Linked DNA regions of Homo sapiens: region 1 is linked to region 2. The links are chromatin loops, found by intact Hi-C in ENCODE. Cell type or tissue: mammary epithelial cell. All regions are shown on one strand.

The links. Peaks named below come from ENCODE experiments on the same cell type or tissue, not always from the same donor. Only the 100,000 strongest peaks of a DNase experiment are listed, where the experiment ranks them.
Region 1: it touches region 2 in a loop (14-fold over the local background); 2 of 110 quality-filtered maps call a loop at or near these places.

Annotation. Positions count from the first base shown.
Region 1 is chr12:32,130,415-32,138,414 of GRCh38, reverse strand. All of the region lies in intron 1 of BICD1 (BICD cargo adaptor 1), which reads right to left. Among named protein-coding and RNA genes, the nearest start is that of BICD1-AS1, 27 kb to the right of the region's middle. RefSeq lists enhancers at 3,896-3,955, 3,966-4,125, 5,907-6,408. In mammary epithelial cell, no CTCF peak of the experiment used is centred here; a DNase peak (open chromatin) is centred at 3,794.
Region 2 is chr12:31,327,651-31,335,650 of GRCh38, reverse strand. No RefSeq gene overlaps it. Among named protein-coding and RNA genes, the nearest start is that of SINHCAF, 5.5 kb to the right of the region's middle. In mammary epithelial cell, no CTCF peak of the experiment used is centred here; no DNase peak of the experiment used is centred here; H3K27me3 peaks cover 471 bases.

The DNA.
Region 1 (8,000 bases), 800 kb before region 2:
TGATATCAACTCTATAAACTAAAAATGCACAGCTTGGTGAGTCTGAATGAGTTAATATATTTAAAGCACTTGGAGAACTTCTATCAATACAAGCTTTGAAGTCACACTGCCTGACTGAGATTTTGGTTCCATCGCTAGACAAATTAATTTATCTGTGCTGCAATTTTCTCATCTATGTAAGTGGAAATAATAATAAAAGCCTCTACTTCATAGGCTAATGAGGCATATGCTATCTGGCATATTAAATATCTAGCACAATACCCAGTATGTGGTAGGCAATGAACACAAGCGAGCTATTTTTAAACTTTATATATTTGGCCAGGCACGGTGGCTCACGCCTGTAATCTCAGCACTTTGGGAGGCCAAGGCAGGCGGATTGCCTAAGCTCAGGAGTCCGAGACCAGCTTGGCCAACATAGCAAAACCCTGTCCCTACTAAAAACACCAAAAATTAACCAGGCATGGTGATGCGTGCCTGTAATCCCAGCTACTTGGGAGACTGAGGCAGGAGAATCGCTTGAACCTGGGAGGCGGAGGTTGCAGTGAACTGAGATCGCGCCACTGCACTCCAGCCTAGGAGACAGAAGGAGACTCTGTCTCAAAAAAAAAAAAGTTTTTATATTTGGCCTCCAGTAATGGAGGCCTTTTTACAAAGGGAATCCGAATTAAAACTTGGGTCTCCTGATAAATTTGAGAATACTTTCTACAGCCATGCTGCTGGGAACCATACAAAGGAGGCATTTAATCAAACTGATACGACTAAGTATTATTATGATACAGTAGCAAAAAGTAACAATGGTTGCACATGATGACACTAAATGCCAAAATCTTTACATGATGTCAGAAGATAAGGTCAAGTGCTCCTTCAGAACATATGCCCTACAACACGTTACCTTGTTCTTTTCTGCTATGATTCTCTTTGTAAAAAGTTATATATCTGAGTAATAAATTGCTACACTAAGTATCTGAGAGTACTGCTTTGGGTCACAAAAGCAAAATAATTTGCTTATAAAAACAATTAACCTTAGGCCAGGTGCGGTGGCTCATGCCTGTAATCCCAGCACTTTGAAAGGCCGAGGCAGGCTGATCACTTGAGGCCAGGAGTTCAAGACCAGCCTGGCAAACACGGCAAAACCCTGTCTCTACTAAAAATACAAAAATCAACCAGGTGTGGTGGCGCATGCCTGTAATCCCAGCTACTCAGGTGGCTGGGGCACAAGAATTTCTTGAACCCAGGCAGTGTAGGCTGCAGTGAGCTGAAATCACACCACTGCAATCCAGTCTGGGCAACAGAGCGAGACACTGTCTCAAACAAAACAAAAACAAAAACAACAACAACAAAAAAACCTAACTTAAAAATACTAAATATTCAGTGAAAACTAGAGTCATGCTAAACCAAAACAGTGTTTTAGCTCCAGGTATTAATGGCCACTTCTGGAGCCATAAGCAAAGCTGATAATATAGCTCCTAAATAAAGAACTGGAATATGGTTGGCAAAGAATCACCTTCTTAATTTCTTAAGAATGTTCAACTCTGGCACAAAGTGGACAAGGTGAGTATGGGTGAATATCCTTCTAGAGAGATAAGACTAGAAGACTGAGGATCTACAGAAGGGGATGCCCAGTTATTCTCTCTCCCCCTACTCTCGAAACTCACTCATTAATTCATGTATTTATCAAAATGGCATGTCAATACCCTGAGCAGCCACTCAGGACAGGACTCCTGCATTGCTACAATACCGATCCCCCAGCCTCTCCTCTGCCCCTCAACCTGCCTTAGCTGCTGTCATTTTATCTACACTGGACAGGACCTGTCCATTTCCTGTCTTCCTTCCAATTATGTTTGTCCATGTCTGGACCTGGCTGGTTGTTCCCTGCAGCCCCTTGCTGGTTACCTTACTCTGACAGTGATGCAGCCAGAGGCACTAAAGGGTTAGCCCAAGGGCCCCAGCCCTGCATTTGGCCCATGAAGGGGCTTACGATCCTCGTTTTCTGGGTTTGGGTGATGTTAGAGGAAAGTGCCCCAGCCCAGCACCATTCCTTTTTGCTTCTGGTTTGGAGCTCTAGACCACAGCCTTAGTTCTGGTCAGTTGTTAAGTAATTATTTAACAGTGTGACGTTCAGACCTGCATGACATCTATACAGTGTCCAGTAAAGAAAGAGAAAGCCATGGTCCCTACCTTCAAAAAAGAAAAAATGCCACGTAGGTGCTTGGTGATACAAAGTTGAGTAAGACACACATAATCTGGTGGAGGAAACAGACCTGAAAATCAATAATCACAGAACAGTGGAACATTATAGTTGCCTCAGTCTTTACAGGGGAACACAGAGGAGCACCAGCTAAAGAATGTGTACTTTGGACAAAGTTATATGCCAGGTACTCCTATATATATGATCTAATACAAAAATAAACATCAGTCCTATACTGTTAGATGAAGAAATAGGTTCCAAGATTTAAGAGGCAGAACTGAGAATGCAAGTCCTGCGCTATCATCCTCCACACGCCTCTCCTTTGTCCCTCTCCACCTTCCTTCCCCCTTTATTTTCCTTTCCTAGAAGGGAAGGAGGGTGTCAGCATCTCAATCAAAAGTCAAAACTCACATGTCAACAGGTAAGTGACAGATGATGTAAATGAGGGAAGAACAGAGATAGTGAGATAACTCAGATGAGATGGAATGGTGGGGACTCTGGTGAATTAGAGATTCACGCTCTTTCTAAAAGAAAGGTGAAGGTTCATGCCTGTAATTCCAGCACTTTGGGATGTAAAGGCAGAAGATCGCTTGAGGCAAGGAATTTGAGACCAGGCCAGCCAATATAGTGAAGTGTTGTCTCTACAATAAATTTAAAAATTAGCCAGGTGTGGTGATGCACACCTGTAGTCCCAGGTACTCAGGAGGCTGAGATGTAAGGATCACTTAAACCCAGCAGGTCTAGGCTGCAGTGAGCTGTGTTTGTCTCACTGCACTCCAGCCTAGGTGACAGCGCAAGAGACCCTGTCTCAAAAAAAAAAAAAAAAAAAAAAAAAAAAAAGCCACGCATGGTGGCTCATGCCTGTAATCCCGGCACTTTGGGAGGCCGAGGCAGGCGGATCACCTGAGGTCACAAGTTCAAGACCAGCCTGGCCAACATGGTGAAAGCCCATCTCTACTAAAAATATAAAATTAGCCAGGCATGGTGGCATGCACCTGTAATCCCAGCTACTCAGGAGGCTGAGGCAGGAGAATGGCTTGAACCTGGGAGATGGAGGTTGCAATGAACTGAGACCACACCACTGCACTCCAGCCTGGGTGACACAGTGAGACTCCGTCTCATAAAAAAAAAAAATAAAGGAGGGGAGCGGGGAAGGGGAGGGGAGGGGAATGGAGGGGAGGAGGGGGAGAGGAGAGGAGAGGAGGACTCATTCACCTCTAGCCCTCTGATGCCACACAGAAATGTGGGCCCAAGGCTCTGTGAAATCTTCCAGTTTTTTGAGACTGGCCTGAAATCCTGTTTATGTGATTCTGTTTCTTGAAAAAAGCAGCTCCCTAAATCAAAATGTTTATCAATCACCAAGCCTGACTGTGGCCACGGGATATCAGCTTGCAATATCTGCTGTAGACCAAAGGTGGCCAGGCTTGTCGGCATTGCTCCCGACACTATGGTGTTTCACTTAGAAAGTTTAACAACCACACAGTCATCGCAAAACAAACCACAGGACTGGTGCCACTACTGTTATCAAGACTTTATTCTAATTCTGAGGTATTAAGGAGAGAGGCACACAATGACAGAGTCGCGGTGCTGAAAACACCTGACTCACTTCCTTGACATCCCTACCAAGTAGCTTTTTGGCTCTGCTTAAGCATCATGATGAGCCAACAGGGAAGTCTCTCTCTCCTCAGATGGCCTGCTCACTTTCACTCTGCTCTTAGACATTAGAGAAGGTCTTTTTTTATATTAAGTTGACCTCTGTATCCCTGTATCTGCCACCCATTGGTCTCTGGACCACTTTACCTAGAACACAATATCCCAGGAGCAAGAAACCAACGTTATCATCACATTACAAACAGTGTTTCTGTTCATACAAAGATCATATCAGCTTTTTACTTGGACTAGCACACTTGCCTCCCTGGCCCTCGGGGACCATAGCATGATCTAGCAGTGCCAGTGAGTTAACAAAGGCTTACCAAGTTCCATGGTAGGGCACAGGGAGAGCTGTTATTTCCATCAGTCACATGTTTTACTTTAATTCTAGCTCAAGAATATATTTATGCCCCAGTCTCCATGTTCCTAATCTACAGTGCACAACTGCTTCCTATAAATAATTATTTTAACTTTGGTTTAAAAAGTACTGGCATCCAGCCAGGCACAGTGGCTCAGGCCTGTAATCCCAGCACTTTGGGAGGCCGAGGTGGGTGGATCACCAGGTCAGGAGATCAAGACCATCCTGGCCAACACAGTGAAACCCCGTCTCTACTAAAAATACAAAAAATTAGCCAGGCGTGGTGGCAGGCGCCTGTAGTCCCAGCTACTCAAGAGGCTGAGGCAGAAGAATGGCGTGAACCCGGGAGGCGGAGGTTGCAGTGATCAGAGATCGTACCACTGCACTCCAGCCTGGGGGACAGAGCAAGACTCCATCTCAAAAAAAAAAAAAAAGAACTGGCATCCATTTCAGAAACTGGATAAAGTTGGTTTCACAGAATGTTAAAAAGTATCCATGGCTAGTTTGTTTGACTTTATAGGAATAAAAATGACTTAACAGTTTAGCTTTATAACAGAAACTAAGAAATATGGCTCCACACTTAATATGCATCATGAAAGGTAGCCAACTTAGGTCCAGTAAATTACATCATAGAGCATTATAACTATAGAATGCTGCTTGTTTTTCTGGCAAAGTCATGAATCCCTTCCAAATGAGAAACATTTTGGCAGACTCATCTTTTTTTTTTTTCCCAGATGGAGTCTTGTTCTGTCGCCCAGGCTGGCTTGCAGTGGCACGATCTTGGCTCACTGCAACCTCTACCTCCCAGGTTCAAGTGATTCTTGTGCCTCAACCTCCCGAGTAGCTAGGATTACAGGTGTGCACCACCATACCCGGCTAATTTTTGCATTTTTAGTAGAGATGGGGTTTCACCATGTTGGTCAGGCTGGTCTCAAACTCCTGACCTCAGGTGATCCACCTGACTCAGCCTCCCAAAGTGCTGGGATTACAGGCATGAGCCACCCCGCCTGGCCAGGAGACTCATCTTAAAATTATTTTTCAGACAAAGTATCAATATTGGTATCCACAAGAATTTTCAAATTCAAATAAGCAAATATTTCGTCTCCTAAATTTAAGTGTGAAATATTATTTTATTCCTTTTTATATCTCCTTATCATATGATTTCTTTACATTCTTCCTAGCTCCTTATAAGAAACCTAGGAGCCATCCTGATTTCTCCACCTTCTTTTGCCTCCCATATTTAATTAATTAGCAAATCTTTCAACATATACCCTGAATCAGATCACTTCTTACCCTCAAGTAGATTCTCTCTCAGTCTAAGCCACCATCATCTCTTACCTGAACTACTGCAATAGCCTCCTAACTTGGCTCACTCTTCCACTGTCTGCAAGGAATAACCAGAGTGATCTTTTAAAAACATGTATGAAATCACATCACTCAGGCGGCTTAAAATAAAATCCAGACTTCTCACCAGGGCTCAGAGAACCTGCTTGCTGACTCCCTCTCCACTGCCCCTCTCACATTCCCCCTCCCCAACAACTGCCACACTGGAGTCTTTTGGGGTCCTGGTTGAAGGCAGTACTGCCCCCTTGGCGTTGGGGCGGGCAGTGGGTGTCTAGAATGTGTGACTGTTTTTGTAATGACAGTGACTAGGGATGCTAACCGTCCCGCATTGAGCCACACAGTCCCACAGTGCACAGCACAGTTCCGAGCCGCAAAGGCTTGCAGTACCCAAAATGCCATTTGCCATTTTCACAAAAACCCAGTTCATTCTCATCTCAAGATCTTTTTTTTTTTTTTTTTGAGACAGAGTCTCGCTCTGTCGCCTAGGCTGCAGTGCAGTGGCACAATCTCGGTTCACTGCAACCTCCGCCTCCCGGGTTCAAGCAATTCTCCTGCCTCAGCCTCCTGAGTAGCTGGGATTACAAGCGCCTGCCACCACACCCAGCTAATTTTTGTATTTTTAGTAGAGACAGGTTTTCACCATATTGGTCAAGCTGGTCTCGAACTCCTGACCTCATGATCTGCCCACCTTGGCCTCCCAAACAGCTGGGATTACAGGTGTGAGCCACAGTGCCCAGCCCCCATCTCAAGATCTTTACACTTACTGTTACTTTTGACCCAGGAACTGAAATATTTTCCCATCTTGCTCAAATATTTTCCCACCTTGCTCCTTCTGACCACTTGGGATTCAGCTCCAACATCATCTCCTCTGAAAGGCCATGCCTGGCCCTCATTTCTCAAATAGCCACCCCAGCCAGCACCCCCGCCAGTCTTGTTATTCCTCCACCTTGCTTTATTTAGTTTTTAGCACATATCACCCTGTAAAATTATGCATTTACTTGCTTAAGCTTTTGTTGCCTTTCTCCCCCACAAGTGTGTCAACCCGCTGAGGGCAGGAACTTTGTACCCTGGCACCTAACAATGGCTGGGGTATACCAAGCGTTTAGTCATCAGATATGCAGTGGATAAATGTCTCCATAATTTTTCTTATTTACGATCAGGAATTTTTTTAAATCTTCAATTTGGGAGTGCAGTGTCTCGTAGTTATCATTTCTAGTTATTTTTTCCTACACCAAGTTCCCCTTTTTGTGCAACAGAGTTGTTTTACATTCCACAATTTTTATTTTTGCAGAGGACAGAGAGGTGATGGTAAACTTAAAATATCCCAAATCACCATGCAACTGTTTCACAAAATGTGAAGGAGGGCTTTTTATGAACACAGTATTTTTGTAAGCCTCAGAGTAAATGTGTAAATTCTGGCTAACTGACCAGTAAAGCTATGGTAGGACCACTTCTGGGGGCAATAATCATCCGATGAGAGAGCAGCTCCCTTTACTGGAGCCACCGAAATAGAAAATGAGCACCACCTTTTGTCAAAAAGGCTCACAAATCTTTTCAAGACCGAGAAGAGCTGAAATATACGGCAACAGAAAAATAATTTTTTTAAAAAAATCACACTTTGAAAGCACTAAATCCAAAGTTCAAACCAGGTCTAGAAGTGAATTAGAGATAAGTGATAAGGGGGATGTATAGGCTTACAACTGGACTTTAAAATATGATTTTATTTAAATGTCACGGAGCAGCCTGGCGTGGTGACTCACACCTGTAATCCCAGCACTTTGGGAGGCTGAGGCGGGCAGATCACCTGAGGTCAGGAGTTCGAGACCAGCCTGGCCAACATGACGAAACCCCGTCTCTACTAAAAATACAAAAATTAGCCGGGAATGGTGGTGCATGCCTATAGTCCCAGCTTGAGAGGCTAAGGCAGGAGAATTGCTTGAACCCGAAAGGCAGAGGTTGCAGTGAGCTGAGATCACACCACTGAACTCCAACCTGGGCGACAGAAATAGACTCCATCTAAATAAATAAATACATAAATGTCAAGGAGCATTATTTATTTAACTATATAGAAGCCTGGAAAGATATGTTAAAAAAAGAATGAGCATACTTCGATTACTTTTATGTTCCACACACATATGATCTATGCTCAAACAGGGTCTAAATGAGATACTAGATGTTAAACAGTGCTTCTCTCTAACGAGTGGTATTTGGGAACTGACATACAATCACCTATGGCTTCTGTGAGACTGCTGGGCCCAAGCACTGTATGCATTTTAGATCTTAATACAGACTGCCAATCCACGTTCTCAAAGTTCACAGCAATTCACACTTCTACCTCTACACACTTTCCGACACTGTATATTATCATTATTTAAAAATTTTGGGGCCGGGCGTGGTGGCTCACGCCTGTAATCCCAGCACTTTGGGAGGCTGAGGCAGGCAGATCACGAGGTCAGGAGA
Region 2 (8,000 bases):
AAAGTGCTGGGATTACAGGTATGAGCCACCGTGCCCTGCCTGCAAATTGCTTTTTATCCATTTAATATGTTGTGACTATCTTTCTATGTCAGCATATATAAAGCAGACTTATTCTCTGTAACAGTGGTATAGAATTCCATTTAGGTGTTCCATCATTTAAAAAGTGGTCAATTCAATTTACATTAAAATAATGCATTAAGTGGCCAGGTGCGGTGGCTCACACCTATAATCCCGGCACTTTGGGAGGCCAAGGTGGGTGGATCATGAGGTCAGGAGATTGAGACCATCCTGGCTAACATGGTGAAACCCGTCTCTATTAAACAAAATACAAAAATTAGCCAGGCGTGGTGGTGGGCACCTGTAGTCCTGGCTACTTGGGAGGCTGAGGAACCCGGGAGGGGGAGCTTGCAGTGAGCCGAGATGGTGCCACTGCACTCCAGCCTGGGAGACAGAGCAAGACTCCATCTCAAAAAAACCCAATAATAACAATAATAATGCATTAAGTTACAAAGTTTAGAAACAATTTTATTATTCTAAAACTATTATGAATAAAGTTCAGCATCTTCTTTTTTTTTTTTTTTTTGAGACAGAGTCTTACTCTGTCTCCAGGCTGGAGTGCAGTGGTGTAATCTCAGCTCACTACAACCTCTGCCTCCTGGGTTCAAGCAATTCTCCTGCCTCAGCCTCCCAAGTAGCTGGGACTACAGGCGTGTACCACCACGCCCAGCTAATTTTTGTATTTTTAGTGGAGACGGGGTTTCACCATGTTGGCCAGGATAGTCTCGATCTCTTGACCTCGTGATCTGCCTGCCTCAGCCTCCGAAAGTGCTGGGATTACAGGTGTGAGCCACTGCGCCTGGCCAAAACTATTATGAATAAAGTCCAGATCTTCTTACATGTTTATTTCCATTTACATTCTTTTGGGTAAACTAATTTCACTGATACTTTATCACTTCTACTTTACTGATATTAAGAAAGTATTGGGTCTGGTGTGGTGGCTCACAACTGTAATCCCAGCATTTGGGAGGCCGAGGCAGGAGGATTGCTTGAGCCCCAGGATTTCAGGACCAGCCTAGTCAGCATGGGAAAACCTGTTTCTACAAAATATACAAAAATTAGCCTGGCATGGTGGGACACACCTGTAGTCCCAGCTACTCCAGAGGCTGAGGTGGAAGGGTCACTTGAGGCTGGGAGGCAGAGGCTGCAGTGAGCCGAGGTCACACCACTGTACTCCAGCCTGGGCGACAGAGCAAGACTCTGTCTCAAACAACAACAACAACAAAGAAATTATCCCCTTATCTTGCAGTGTTTTTGTTTTTTTTTTTTAATAGTTTGACTTTTTGGTCTTTATATGGTATTTTCTCCTATTTTACAAATTTTATATTTTTATGTAGTTAAATTTATTAATCTTTCAAGTCCTTTGAGTTCCCTCACTCCATGCTAAAAACATTATTTGATATAAATATTTAATTTTTGAGACAGGGTGTCGCCATGTTGCCCAAGCTGGCCTTGCACTCGTGGGCTCAAACCATCCTCTCACCTCAGCCTCCTGAGTAGCTGGGACTACAGGCATGTGCCACCACACCCAGATAATTTTTGGATTTTTTGTAGAGATGGCATTTTGTCATGTTGCCCAGGCTGGTCTTGAACACCTGAACTCTAGTGATCTGCCTGCCTTGGCCTCCCAAAGTGCTGGGATTACAGGTGTGAGCCACCATGCCTGGCTGAAAGTTTTTAAATTAACTGTCAGCAATATATTAAGTTCTCCTGGCCAGGCATGGTGGCTCACACTTGTAATCCGAAGACTTTGGGAGGCTGAGGTGGGAGGGTTGCTTGAGGCCAGGAGTTGGAAACCAGCCTGGGCAACATAGCAAGATCCCATCTCTACAAAAAAATATAATAATAATTAGCTGGGTGTGGTGGTGCATGCCTTTAGTCCCAGCTATTCTGGAGGCTAAGTCAGAAGGACCACTTGAGCCGAGGAATTAGAGGCTGCAGTGAGCTATGATTGTGCCACTGCAGTCCAGCCTGGGTGACAGGGTGAGATGTTGTCACTAAAAAAAATTAAATCAATAAGTAAGTTCTTCCAGATTCCTCAATATTTTATCACCAAAGCTTTTAGAAATGGCAATGCAGCATGTCTCTTTGACTATTATGTGTCCACTCATTCACTTGTTCATCATCTGTTGATGATGTAGCATGCTTGCCTTTAGTGATGCCTTGAATAGTTAGAACAGTGGGTTTTCCAGGAAGTGAACTCTATGTCTGGGGGATCAGCTTCTTTTTTTCTTTCTTCTTCTTCTCCTTCTCCTTCTTCTTCTTCCACTTCTTCTTCTTCTTTTTTTTTTCTTTTTTTTTTTTTTTTTTGAAACAGAGTCTTGCTCTGTCACCCAGGCTGAAGTGTGGTGGTGCTATCATAGGTCACTGCAACCTCAAACCCCTGGTCTCAAGCGATTCTCTTCCTTGGCCTCCCAAAGTGTTGAGATTACAAGCCTGAGACATTGCACCTGGCCTGGGGATAGCGGTGGGGATCAACTTCTTATTGACATTTAGAAAACTAAATTTTGGTAGAAGAAACATACATTGATTAAACCATTTGTAACCTAATTATAGGGGTTCATCTCTGAGGTATGCTTTTGGCATGCAATTACGTCCAACTCCGATGTAACTTCCAAATTCACAGGGCTTAAATCTCTGTCTCCAACACCTGATACCATCTTTTCCCTCAAACAGGACTCATTTGCAATCTTTTATTCTGACTTTTATTTAGTCAAAGACACATTTTTTTCTCTTAGTCTTGTCTTTTTCTAACACCCGTTGTTCCTGAAGTTGCCACTGGTTCAACACTCTTTCCCTCTCTCCCACTTCTCCATCGAATCCTACTAATATCTCAATGTCACTTCCTCAAAGAAGCCTTCTCTTACCTCCAGATTAGATCTGATCCCCTTGCCATACATGGTTAAGTCCCTGGTACTTACTTTTTTTTTCTTTTATTTCTCACACTTTATTCTGTGGCCACAGTGATGTAAACACCTCATGACCTTGAGACATTATTGATGGTATCACTAGTCTATTCCGTGCAATCAAAGATTCATAAAATTCAACAGGAGTTCAGAGAGGTTAGCTAGCTTCATATTGTAAGTAATGCAATTCATTGAATGAATTTTTAAAAGCATTATCTTGATTTTATCTGTTTGTTTAGTGATGAGGAGCTGCCTTTGGAAGTATCCTGAACCATCCTTGGACTATTTGTATGTCTGGGAAATTTTATCATGTTTAGCATCATTCTTTTGATTTTCAAGACTAATTTTGTTCCAAAGGATAAAACAAGTCCATCCCTCTACTAAGGACAATCCTTCAGATAGTCAAAGATTGCCCTCTTACTCAATCGAAACACAGCCTTCCTTCTATTATTGCTTTTATGCTATGGTTTCCATCCTTCCTCATTGTCCTGATTTACCCTACTGTGAACTCATTCTAGTTTTTCAATATTCTTCTTAACGAAAAATTATTTTTGTTACTGGTAATTTTATTTTTTAAAAGCATGCTGGCCGGGTGCAGTGGCTCATGCCTGTAATCCCAGCACTTTGGGAGGCCGAGGCGGGCGAATCACCAGAGGTCAGGAGTTTGAGACCAGCCTGGCCAACACGGTGAAACCCTGTCTCTATTAAAAACACAAAAATTAGCAGGGCGCAAAAATTAGGGGTGCGCGCCTGTAGTCCCAGCTACTCGGGAGGCTGAGGCAGGAGAATCGCTTGGACCTGGGAGGCAGAGCTTACAGTGAGCCAAGATCATGCCATTGCACTCCAGCCTGGGCAACAAGAGCAAAACTCTGTCTCAAAAATAAATAAATATATAAATATAAATAAATAAATAAAATCATGCTGTTCAAATGTCATAAGATACTATTATAAAACAAGATTTCTATAAGTTCAGGATACTCTAAGAATAAGTTTTTGATAATTCTTTAAGCTTTTATGTCCAGAAATTTGAAAAGTTAATTTTGATTAAGTAATAAATAACTTTTTCTGGCAGCTGTCGACACTTGTTGGAGGATTGGGGTAACTTAGATGGCATAATCCAGGCTATACCTTCGAGTGTAAACTTATCTGCCTTGCTCTGACGGCTTGCTATTTGAACTTCAAAGAGATTTAAACAAATTATTAAAACACTGTACTTGTTTTGTTGTGAGAAAAAGAGGAACCAAACCCTATGCTTAATAATAATCATCAGCTCTTTCCTGGGTTTGGCAAACATGTTTTCATGTGGTTGGTACCAGCCGCTGATGAGGGTATCTGCCTTTATTTTAAAAACAATCATTAGTTTGTCATTACAAACATGACTAAATTGCTAGCAATGTCCTTCATAATCAAGCAAGATTTGTCCTCTTCTACAATCCTTTATATATAATTTATCCTCCATTCCAAGAATATTAAATTCTAAAGTGGCTGACAATAAATCTCAAAAGAAGGCAACACATTCTACGGAAGAAAAAGGAGCAAATAAAATAGAATTATATAGAAATGAATTAGAGAGGCTTGAGCCCCTCAAGTTCTGAAATGATTTCACTATCTGGCACATAGTGATGATCATTAAATGTTTGCTAAAGGAATAAAAATTCAAGCGTTAGGGATAATTCTACAGCGAGACATACATTATAAGAAAGTAGTTAGCTTTCAACTTCAAAATGTTTGAAAACTACTTATGAGTTCAACATAGCATTGTAGTCATTAAAAAATACTCAGGGCAGGGTGTGGTGGCTCACGCCTGTAATCCTAGCACTTTGGGAGGCCAAGGTGGGTGAATTACCTGAGGTCGGGAGTTTGAGACCAGCCTAACCAACTATGGAGAAACCCCATCTCTACTAAAAATACAAAATTAGCCGGGCATGCAGGCTCATGCCTGTAATCCCAGCTACTCGGAAGGCTGAGGCAGGAGAATCGCTTGAACCCGGGAGGTGGAGGTTGTGGTGAGCCAAGATCGTGCCATTGCACTCTAGCCTGGGCAACAAGAGCAAAACTCCTTCTCAAAAAAAACAAACAAAAACAAAACAAAACAAAATCCGCAGATATTTTCCTAGCATGATGTAATTCAATCTCTTGTAATACAAATTGATATATTATAAATTACTTCTTGTATTTCCTTCTTTCCTTTTTCACGTTGAAAAATTCACTTGGGCAATTTAGGTAGTAGTAGTTAAAAGTAACCCATACATGAGCTATTGGGCCTGGGTAGGGCCATCCATAATGACATGTTCAAGCAACAAACTGGACAAAAGAACCTTCGGAATGCACTTGGTTGTTCAAAAATAGCAGGTGGTTGCTTTAAAAAAAAAGACTATGGAATTCCGATTTTTCTTTGAGAATTTTGTTTATTGCAATAGGATTATCAAAGAAAAATTAAAAAGTAATAAAAAATTTTAAAAAAGAATTTTGTAGCTACCCTTCCTAAAAAACTTACCCAGATTACTTCTTGACCTATACTTTGAGAGCAGAGGAAGTCTGGCTACATTAACTCAGTAGCTCTGCAACTTCTAGGTACTTTTTTACCTGAACGGTGTATCCTAAGTACTGTAATTCCTGCATTGCTTGCACATTTGCGTTTATTATTCCATCCCTGTATTACAATAAAATTTTTTTTTTTTTTGAGATGGAATCTTGCCCTGTTACCCAGGCTGGAGTGCAGTGGCGTGATCTCGGCTCACTGCAACCTCTGCCTCCCGGATTCAAGCAATTCTCCTGCCTCAGCCTCCCAAGTAGCTGGGATTACAGGCACGTGCCACCATGCCCGGCTAATTTTTTTGTATTTTTAGTAGAGACGAGGTTTCACCATATTGGCCAGGCTGGTCTCAAACTCCTGACCTTGTGATCCACCCACCTCGACCTCCCAAAATGCTGGGATTACAGGCAGGAGCCACCGCGTCCGGCCACAATAAATATTCTTTACATAAACTTTCAAGAGAAAAAGCATTCAAGGTACGTGTGTGTGTGTGTACACACTTACATATATGTATATATATACTCCTGTAAACCATAATTGGAGTTTAAAAAATATTATTATGGTATTTACAATTTTCTTTCTTTTCTTTTCTTTTTTTTTTGAGATGGAGTCTCGCTCTGTCACCCAGGTTGGAGTGCAGTGGTGTGATTTCAGCTCACTGCAACCTCTGCCTCCTGGGTTCAATCGATTCTCCTGCCTCAGCCTCCCAAGTAGCTAGGACTACAGGCGTGCACCACCATGCCCGGCTAATTTTTTGTATTTTTAGTAGAGACGGGGTTTCACCATGCTGTCCAGACTGGTCTCAAACTCCTGACCTTGTGATCCACCCGCTTCATCCTCCCAAAGTGCTGGGATTACAGGCATAAGCCACCGCGCCTGGCCAGTATTTGCAGTTTTCATACCTTCAGAGGCATATAATAATTTGAAATTATTTTTGGAAGATCTGTCATAAGCCAAATAAATATTTGAGACAACCCAGGACAATTGTTAAAATTCTCTTTAGAAAGAAGGCAGAAATTTATGATTAGGGTCCAATTTGCCACCAGTGGAACACAGAAACAGCTATTAAGCTTATTCATTTTTATTGTCATAAGGACAGGGCTGGCATATCAACCAATGTGACCACTATAACTTCCAAACTCATTTTAGGTCAAATGCAAAAATTGTAAACTAAAGTTCTGATTAGCGATAAACCTGTAAGAACCTTGAAAATGTCCATTAATTTTTTAAAATTATATTTATATATTTATTATTATTATTATTATTTTGAGACAGAGTTTAGCTCTTGTTGCCCAGGCTGGAGTGCAATGGCTTGATCTCTCGGCTCACCACAACCTCTGTCTCCTGGATTCAAGGGATTCTCCTGCCTCAGCCTCCCAAGTAGCTAGGATTATAGGCATGTGCCACCACGCCCGGCTAATTTTGCATTTTTGGTAGAGACGGGGTTTCTCCATGTTGGTCAGGCTGCTCTCAAACTCCCTACCTCAGGTAATTCACCCACATTGGCCTCCCAAAGTGCTGTGATTACAGGCGTGAGGCACTTCGCCTGGCCATTATTATTATTTTTTGAGACAAGAGTTTCACTCCGTCACCCAGGCTGGAGTGCAGTAGTGCGATTTCGGCTCACTGCAACCTCAGCCTCCCAGATTGAAGTGATTCTTGTGCCTTAGCCTCCCAAGTAGCTGGAATTACAGGTCTGTGCGAAAATGCCCAGCTAATTTATATATTTATTATATATATATATATATATTTTTTTTTTTTTTTTGAGACAGAGTCTTGCTCTATTGTCCAGGCTGGAGTGCAGTGGCGTGATCTTGGCTCACTGCAACCTCCGCCTCTCGGGTTCAGGCAATTCTCCTGCCTCAGCCTCCTGAGTAGCTAGGATTACAGGCATGTGCCACCACATCTCAGCCTCTCGAGTTGCAGGGATTACAGGTGAGTGCCACCATGCCCCACTAATTTTTGTATTTTTAGTAGAGACAGGGTTTCACTATGTTGGCCAGGCTGGTCTTGAACTCCTGACCTCAGGTGATCCACTTGCCTTGGCTTCCCAAAGTGCTGGGATTACAGGGGTGAGCCACCATGCCCGGCTAATTTTTATATTTTTAGCAGAGGCAGGTTTTCACCATGTTGGCCAGGCTGGTCTCGAACTCCTGACCTCATGTGATCTGCCTGCCTTGGCCTCCCAAAGTGCTAGGATTACAGGTGTGAGGCGCTGTGCCCAGCCGTTTATTACATTAAAAAAAAATTTTCCTAGCCAACTAATGCATGCAAGATGTCAGTATATATTATCTGATGTGCACTGTGTCAGGCACTGGAATACAAAGATGGGTAAGAAAGGCATAAAATCCTTGTCTTTAAGGAGCTCATATTTTAATGAGAGGTGTCCTTTTTCTTTCTGTTTTTTGTTTTTGTTTTTGTTTTTGTTTTGAGACAGTCTTGCTCTGTCGCCCAGGCTGGGGTGCAGTGGCGCAATCTCTGCTCACTGCAACCTCCGCCTC